Regions from separate parts of the Mus musculus genome. Here all the other regions are linked to region 1. Evidence: chromatin loops called from intact Hi-C (ENCODE). Cell type or tissue: left cerebral cortex. All regions are shown on one strand.

What was found. Peaks named below come from ENCODE experiments on the same cell type or tissue, not always from the same donor. Only the 100,000 strongest peaks of a DNase experiment are listed, where the experiment ranks them.
Region 2: a loop joins it to region 1, with 4 times the contacts of the local background. A loop is called at or near these places in 14 of 42 quality-filtered maps.
Region 3: a loop joins it to region 1, with 9 times the contacts of the local background. A loop is called at or near these places in 31 of 42 quality-filtered maps.

What each region holds. Positions count from the first base shown.
Region 1 is chr12:12,322,280-12,324,779 of GRCm38, reverse strand. The region is part of intron 2 of Cyria (CYFIP related Rac1 interactor A); the gene reads right to left. Among named protein-coding and RNA genes, the nearest start is that of Gm34407, 34 kb to the right of the region's middle. In left cerebral cortex, CTCF peaks have their summits at 856 and 1,076 (motif pointing left); a DNase peak (open chromatin) is centred at 1,054; H3K4me3 peaks cover 390 bases; H3K27ac peaks cover 942 bases.
Region 2 is chr12:12,411,495-12,413,994 of GRCm38, reverse strand. No RefSeq gene overlaps it. Among named protein-coding and RNA genes, the nearest start is that of Gm34489, 8.3 kb to the left of the region's middle. In left cerebral cortex, a CTCF peak has its summit at 1,102 (motif pointing right); a DNase peak (open chromatin) is centred at 1,094.
Region 3 is chr12:12,395,155-12,397,654 of GRCm38, reverse strand. No RefSeq gene overlaps it. Among named protein-coding and RNA genes, the nearest start is that of 4921511I17Rik, 3.9 kb to the right of the region's middle. In left cerebral cortex, a CTCF peak has its summit at 1,213 (motif pointing right); a DNase peak (open chromatin) is centred at 1,222.

The DNA of each region.
Region 1 (2,500 bases):
AAGGCAATGGCATTCATTACAAACAAACCCAACAGTCACTGTTAAGAAAGAGTGGGAAAAGCCAGGCCTTTTATCGCAGCACTGGGGAAACAGAGGCAGGAGGATCTCTGAGTTGGACGTTAGTCTGGTTTACAGAGTGAGTTTCAGGACAGCCAGGTTACGCACGCGCACATGCACACACACACACACACACACACACACACACACACACACACACACACACACACACGCACGCACGCACGCACACACGCACACACGCACGCACGCACGCACGCACGCACGCACACGCACATTACCGCCGCCACCACCAAAAACCAAGCTCTGTGAGGGTAGCGGAGTCAGGGGAGGTCAGATCAAACAAGCAAGCAAACAAACAAACATCCTAAAACAAAGGGTAATCACTTTCTGGAAATACTTCGAGTTTTGGAGCCTACGGGGAGGAGGGAGGGGGGTGCCATTCTACTCTAGATTCTTGGGTTTTCCTTGTCCATAAAAAACAAAGTGTTCCCTTTCAGTTTTGACACACATAAGAGAATGTTGGTCAAGGGTCCAAGGTTGTCTTTGGACCCCTGTTCATCCCCAAAGCAAACTCTAGTTGTGTGTGCCCCCTGCTTTGCATCTGTAGGACTGCAGCCACAGGGGGAGCAAGTCCTTTTCCTTTCAGTTAAAATCTGCAGGAGCTGCTTTCGCGGTGGGAAGAAAGCCGACGCAGACCACCGCCAGGGGAAGGCGGGCGCTGAACGGCTGCGTTGGGCTCATTCACAGAGCTATTAATCATACAAGAGCCCATTTATGACAAACACAGGTCACTCCCTTTGCATGACAAGGCGGAGGGGTCCACAGAGGCCCATTATCCTCCCCCAAAACAGAGCATTGTGGGCGAAGTGGGAGAAGCCATGTGCTCACACACAAACGGACATTGTAAGGCTGTTTGCACAACCCCGTCCTGCTCCTTGCGAATTTCCTGCCAAGGAGACATTTAGATCTCACAGAGTCCGCACAGCAGACATTGCTCATTCAATATGGCTTCGGGCAGTAAGCCCCAGAAGCCCGGTGCACGGCTCCCTCTGCTGGCCATATCTGGAACTGCAGGCCAGGGATGCTGAGACTTGAACCTGAAGGATGCTCAGGACCTCAATTTCTTTTTTGCCCTTTGCTGTAAAAGCTGGGTGGGTGTGAACTTTGGGAAATAGGAACCCTGCAACTACAACCGGTACTAGCTTCAGCACTTTTGATAGGTCATATAATCCTTCAAATATTGTTTTATAATCTGAATTCATGCCACTCATTTAGCTGCTCTGAGATCAAATACTAAATATCGAGTACCTGCCTGACACGTGGTGAGGGTGATACAAAGGGTCTTCTCTGCTTGCTTTCAATAGGATAGAAATGGCCACATCACTGATATGGAGTCAGAAGAGGCAAATACAATGCCTACTGGTAATGCCATCATGTTTTGATCAGAACAGAGACCTTAACTCCTGGTGTCTAGATTCTCTAACACTATTGCCATCTCTATTTTAGACATGGCATCATTGTGTGTTATGTGTTGGTGTGGACAGCTCTGTACATGTCCCTGGACACACTGCTTCACCAGCCGTTGGTGATGCCCCACCTTGGAGTAGTATTCGGATCCAGGAAGGCCCTGCAGGAAACAGCAGAGCAGCCTTTTTCTAGTTCGACAGTCTTAATCAATGCATTTCATTAACATTCACTTAACCTTTCCTGGTCTGCACTTCACTCTGAGTAACTGATGACTTCACTGCTGCCAAGCATTGAGTGGCCGTTGCCACAACTGGCATCTCCCTTAAGTCTGGCATCTCCCTTAAGACTGGCGTCTCCCTTAAGTCTGGCATCTCCGTCTGAATTCTGACCTGACTAATGGGGATGATTTCTCTTTACAGGGGGTATCTATGAGGACTCTAAATGAGATCTCTGATGACACCCCAGCTTGTAACTCACTGTGTCCTCGTCCCCTAAAGTCCACACACTGAGGCGATGCTTAGATTCTCCCAGGGAACCTAAACTTAACCCGTCCATAAAGAAAGGCTCCATTTCTTACCTTGGAACCAGCCCTTGAAGTCTTCCCTAGCTCAGTAGATGGCAACTGGGTGAGCTTCCAGATGCTCTGTAGAAGGCGCTGATGCTGACCTGACTTTGATGCATCTCATACCCCACACCCAAGCCAACAGATCCCACAGATCCTATACTCCGCACTCAAGCCAACAGATCCCAGAACTCTGCTTTTGAGACAGGTCATGTGTTCAATTCTTTCTCTCAATTACCAGTGTCTCACGCTGTCCTAGTCAGGGTTTCTACTCTGTGACAAAACACTATGACCAAAAAGCAAGCTGTGGAGAAAAAGAGTTTATTCGGCTTACACTTTGCCTCACGCTTCATCATCAATGGAAGGAAACCAGGACAGGAACTCAGGCAGGGCAGGAACCTTGAAGCAAGGGCTGATGCTGAGGCCATGGAAGGGAGCTGCTGATTCGCTTGC
Region 2 (2,500 bases), 89 kb before region 1:
TCTGTGTGTGCGCTCACGCACATGTGAAATGGTCAAAGAATAAATTAATTTAAAAATCACCAGAAAATGTAGTGCCTTTTTAATTCCATATCTGAATTCTACTCTGTCTCCCTTCAAACTAGTCCAATGCCTGGAGACCATCCTGACTCCTGCAGCTTTTTAAGATTTGGAAGTAGAGAGCATAAGTCCTACTGCTCCTCTACCTGCCTCCATAGCAACTTCTGGAACTCTGGGATCTAGCTGTCAGGGAGGTGCTTCGAGTTCAGTTTCAGCTAGCTTTCTCTCTGTCCTGGATCCAAGGTGTATAATGTTTTTTTGTTTTGTTTTGTTTTGTTTTGTTTTGTTTTGTTTTGTTTTGTTTTGTTTTGTTTTTTTGCAATCAGGTTTTACCATCTGGTTCTGATGGTGGCAGAGAGCAATGACAACAATATGAATTGTTTTGGCCTCTGGAGCTTGTAAGCTATGTTGTACCTGACATTCAGCTTGCCTTGTTAGTTTTGGTGAGACAATAATTTCTCTATAAAACAAGTCACAGTGGACAGGATCCGTTTTGGTCACTCAATGCTTCAGAAGGCAGGAGCCTTCATCTTAAGAGAGAACCTAGTGTTTGAAACTGAGTTACCTTGGGAGCCTAAGAATGGAAAGCAACCATCAGTCAGGGAGCATGGGTTTAGTCTGCCCAGCTCCAGGCCATACCTGGGAGGCAGCTGTGGAGAGTAAGAGGACCAGATGCTGACCAGCTGTGAAGTGAAGCTGACAGCAGGGTCCCCTCAGGCAGTGAAGTTCACAGGAGAAGGTAATTCTGCCCTCAGTGGCATATGATAGTGTTGAGCCATAGGGCAGCTGGTGGCTCCATCTCCCAGGATAACGATCTTCTATTCACTGTGAGATAGCCCCCAAACTCTAAGTGAGCACAGTTTGCTCAATACTCAAAATTGTGCCCTCCCGGCAGGGTGATTGCCTGCTCATGTTTCAGTGCTGTGGCTGCTTTCCACACTTCTAAGGCCTGTGGTTGATACCTCTGAGAACAGCAAGCATATCAACGCTAATTGCAGGAGGGAGAAACGGCTTAGCCCATAAACAGCAATACCAAGCGTGGCCAGCAGAGGGCAGTGGCATGCAAAAAGCAATGTCTTAAGTGACTACAGCTCTGGCCCACATTGGACACTTGTCCAATATGGAGTCAAGCAGTAACAATAAGGAAGACAAGGTCCTACAAGTCCAACAGACTCAGAGAATGTGCAGTTTTTGATGATCCAGAAAGTAACTGCCCCAACACTTCATTCCCTACTCTGTTCTTGCCAACCCCATTCCCGTTTTATTACAATTTTGATACAATTTTGACTTCTTGATATTTTGAAAATATGGTTTTCCTTATTTATCCTTCATACATTCATACCCTGTTGTTTGGTAGATCCTGAAACAATAACAGTGAGTGGCTTCATTGTTCATCTTTAGATAGGCCCTCTGTACTAGCTGGTTTTGGGTGTCAACTTGACAAGCTGGAGTTATCACTGAGAAAGGAGCTTCAGTTGGGGAAATGCCTCCACGAGATCCAGCTGTGGGGCATTTTCTAAATTAGTCATCAAGGGGGGAGGTCCCCTTGTGGGTGGGACCATCTCTGGGCTGGTCTATAAGAGAGCAGGCTGAACAAGCCAGGGGAAGCAAGCCAGTAGTAAGTAACATCTCTCCATGGCCTCTGCATCAGCTCCTGCTTCCTGCTTGAGTTCCAGTCCTGACTTCCTTGGTGATGAACAGCAGTATGGAAGTGTAAGCTGAATAAACCCTTTCCTCTCCAACTTGCTTCTTGGTCATGATATTTTGTCCAGGAATAGAAACCCTGACTAAGACACCCTCCAAATGAAAAAGCTGTGAAGAAAGCTTACAGTTACATTACACCATAAACCAAACAGACCTAAGAGACAGATATCCACAAAGCAGAACTGCATTCCTTTTGAGCTGTCTCTGGAAACTTCTTTAAAATAGATGCCATTCTGGGTCACAATGTAAGCCTGAACAAATGCAAAAGAAATGAAAGGATGTAACAGGTCAGATGCCAGAGTGGAGTTATAAATCAATAGGAAGAGAAGCTACACAAACCCTTAGAGACTACACAGTACACCCTTGAATGACAAAGGTATCATAGAAAAAAATCAGGGAGGAAATGAAACAATTCCTGGAATCAAATAAAAACGCAAACACGACTTTTCTGAATATTTGGGCTACAACTAGGACAAATTTAAAGAAGAATGTATGTACTTATGAATTCTTATAATAAAAATAAAAAATATATTAAATAAATAATCTAATGATACAACTCAAAGATCTAGGAAAACAAGACCAAGACAAAGAAAAAGTAGAAGACAGAAATAAAAAAATAAAGCGCAAGCCATAAGTTAATGGCATGGGGAAAATATCTTACTTTCAATATCTTCAAAAGATTACCCAGGGCTAAACCTAACAAGGAGATATGGTCATGGGTCAGTGAAGGAACTATTGG
Region 3 (2,500 bases), 73 kb before region 1:
AAACACTCCTCCATTGCTAGTGGGAGTGAAAACTTGAGGAATTGTGCTGGAAATCAATTTAGTGGTTTCTCAGAAAACTGGGAATAGTTCTACCTCAACACCCAGCTATACCACTCTTGGACATATACCAAATGATGCTCCACCACACCACAAGGATACATGCTCAAATAGGTCCATTGTAACTTTATTCATAATTTCCAGAAACTGGAAACAACCTAGATTTCCCTCAACGGAAGAATGGATAAAGAAAATGTGGAACATTTACACAATGGAGTATTTCTTAGCCATAAAAACAATGGCATCACAAAATCTGGAGGCAAATGGATGGAACTAGAAAATATCATTCTGAGGTAACCCAGATCCAGAAAAATCAAACATGATATGTACTCACCTATAAGTGGATATTAGCCATAAAGAATAGGATAATCGTGTTACAGTCCACAGATCCAAAGAAGCCAAGTAACAAGGAGGACCTAAGGGGACACACTCAAATCATTGAGTAACAGAATAGATAAATAAGTTAGTGGAGGGGGGGTTGGAAACCTGAAACAGCCATCTCCAGAATTTTGGTTTCTTACGTGTCATGAGGTCGCAGGGAGGGAGCAGAGGCTGGAAAGATGGCTCAGGAGCACTGGCTTCTCTTTCAAAGGTCATGAGTTCAATTCTCAGAAACCACATGGTGGCTCATAACCATCTGTAATGGGATATGATGCCCTCCTCTGGTGTGTCTGAAGACAGCTACAGTGTACTCATATACAACAAACAAACAAACAAACAAACAAATCTTTTAAAAAAGAGTCCCAAGGTCTCTCTTCCATCCTCCATCAGAAGACTAGAGATCACATACCTGAAAGTATTAACAAATTCTTCATTTCTTTTAACACTCCTGTGCCTTAGATGAACACAGTAAGTTCAGTAGTTGGAATTCATGTTGCATGTAAATATCCTATGTGAATTTCAGTTCTATTTGCAGGCTGTGGGATGGTGAATGAGCAAACGTACTTGAAACAATATTTTCAATGGTGTTAACGGTTGGATGAATATATAAGACAACTGGCTTAGAAATAAATATTGTATAAAATGCCATGAGTATTTGGTGTTACTGTATCACTCTACTGCTTCCTAACGCCAAATCTTTCTTTAATTATTTACTTTGTGATAATGGAGCACAAGAAACTTAACTGGGTCCCCATTGCGAGCTATTGCAATGTTTAGCTTTCCCAGTAGAGGGCGGTGATGGAACACACCAAGCCATGGCTTAGTTTTCTTCTGGGTTCTAGTGTGTTGCCTCTTGCTCCCATTTTGCAGGAAACACTTCATTTAGCAGGACGACAACTGATTCTCGAGACAGTTAAGTTTTGGTGGCCGGCCCCAATGTAGACAATTTCATACTGCTCTGCTGCAGTAACCCTGGAGTAGGGTCCCAGGGTCCCAGGGTCCCAGGGTCCCAGGGTCCCAGGGTCCCAGGGTCCCAGGGTCCCAGGGTCCCAGGGTCCCAGGGTCCCAGGGTCCCAGGGTCCCAGGGTCCCAGGGTCCCAGGGTCCCAGGGTCCCAGGGTCCCAGGGTCCCAGGCCCACAGACTTTGCCTAAATCACAATAGGTTTCCAGCTTGTCAATCATAGGTTATCTTGACAGGTTGGGACCAAGCTCAGCTTGTGACCCCTCAGAAGAAAAACTGCTGCTTGTTAGCCTGGCTATCTCTATCTGGAAAGGCTACTTAGTTTTTGGAATTTTCACTCCACTTTCAGGTCTGCAAGGTTCAGTGTGGTGACTGTGGATCAACCATGATCTTGGGGAACTCAGTGAACAAGCTCACCTTCCAGCAGAGTGCAGAACACATGTTCTCCAATAAGATCACCCAGCTCTGGATAGATTCCTCTGCCTCTGAATGTGATTGTTCTGTTGACATCTATCACAGACCTTATGGCATCCGTTAAATGCCCTTTATTCCCTTATGGAAGAATAGCTTATAATCGCTTGGGCTTAATTTCACCTTTCAAATACCTGTATGGCTTCCGTCTCCTGATAGGTCCTTGGCTTGCATAGAATGTTACTGACAGAGAGATCTCTGAAGACAGTTACACAAAGCTGAGATTTCTACATTAGCCTGGTAATGTTTTTGTCTTGTGGGTAGTGCTAGGGTGTTTGGCAATAGAAAATGAGTTGCCAGCAATCCATAGTACACAATGACATCGAGATGAAAGGAGCCTGTGGTTGAATGTGATAAGATGGCTTGGGAGTGCACCTGGACAGTGTAATTGACCATTTTGTCAGCAATGATGACGATAGGGACAATATAGGACATGCTTTTTTGAGTTTACTTCAACAATTACAAAATGAAACTGGCAAGTTATCGACCTTTCATGATGAGCTAATGCCACAGGTTGTAGATCAAAGAGATTCTAAGATGACTCCAGATTATGTACTTATTTCTTGTAGCCACAGGCTGTTGATATAGCTAAAAGGTCAACACAAAGTTATGAGGTGCATTGCTGACTTG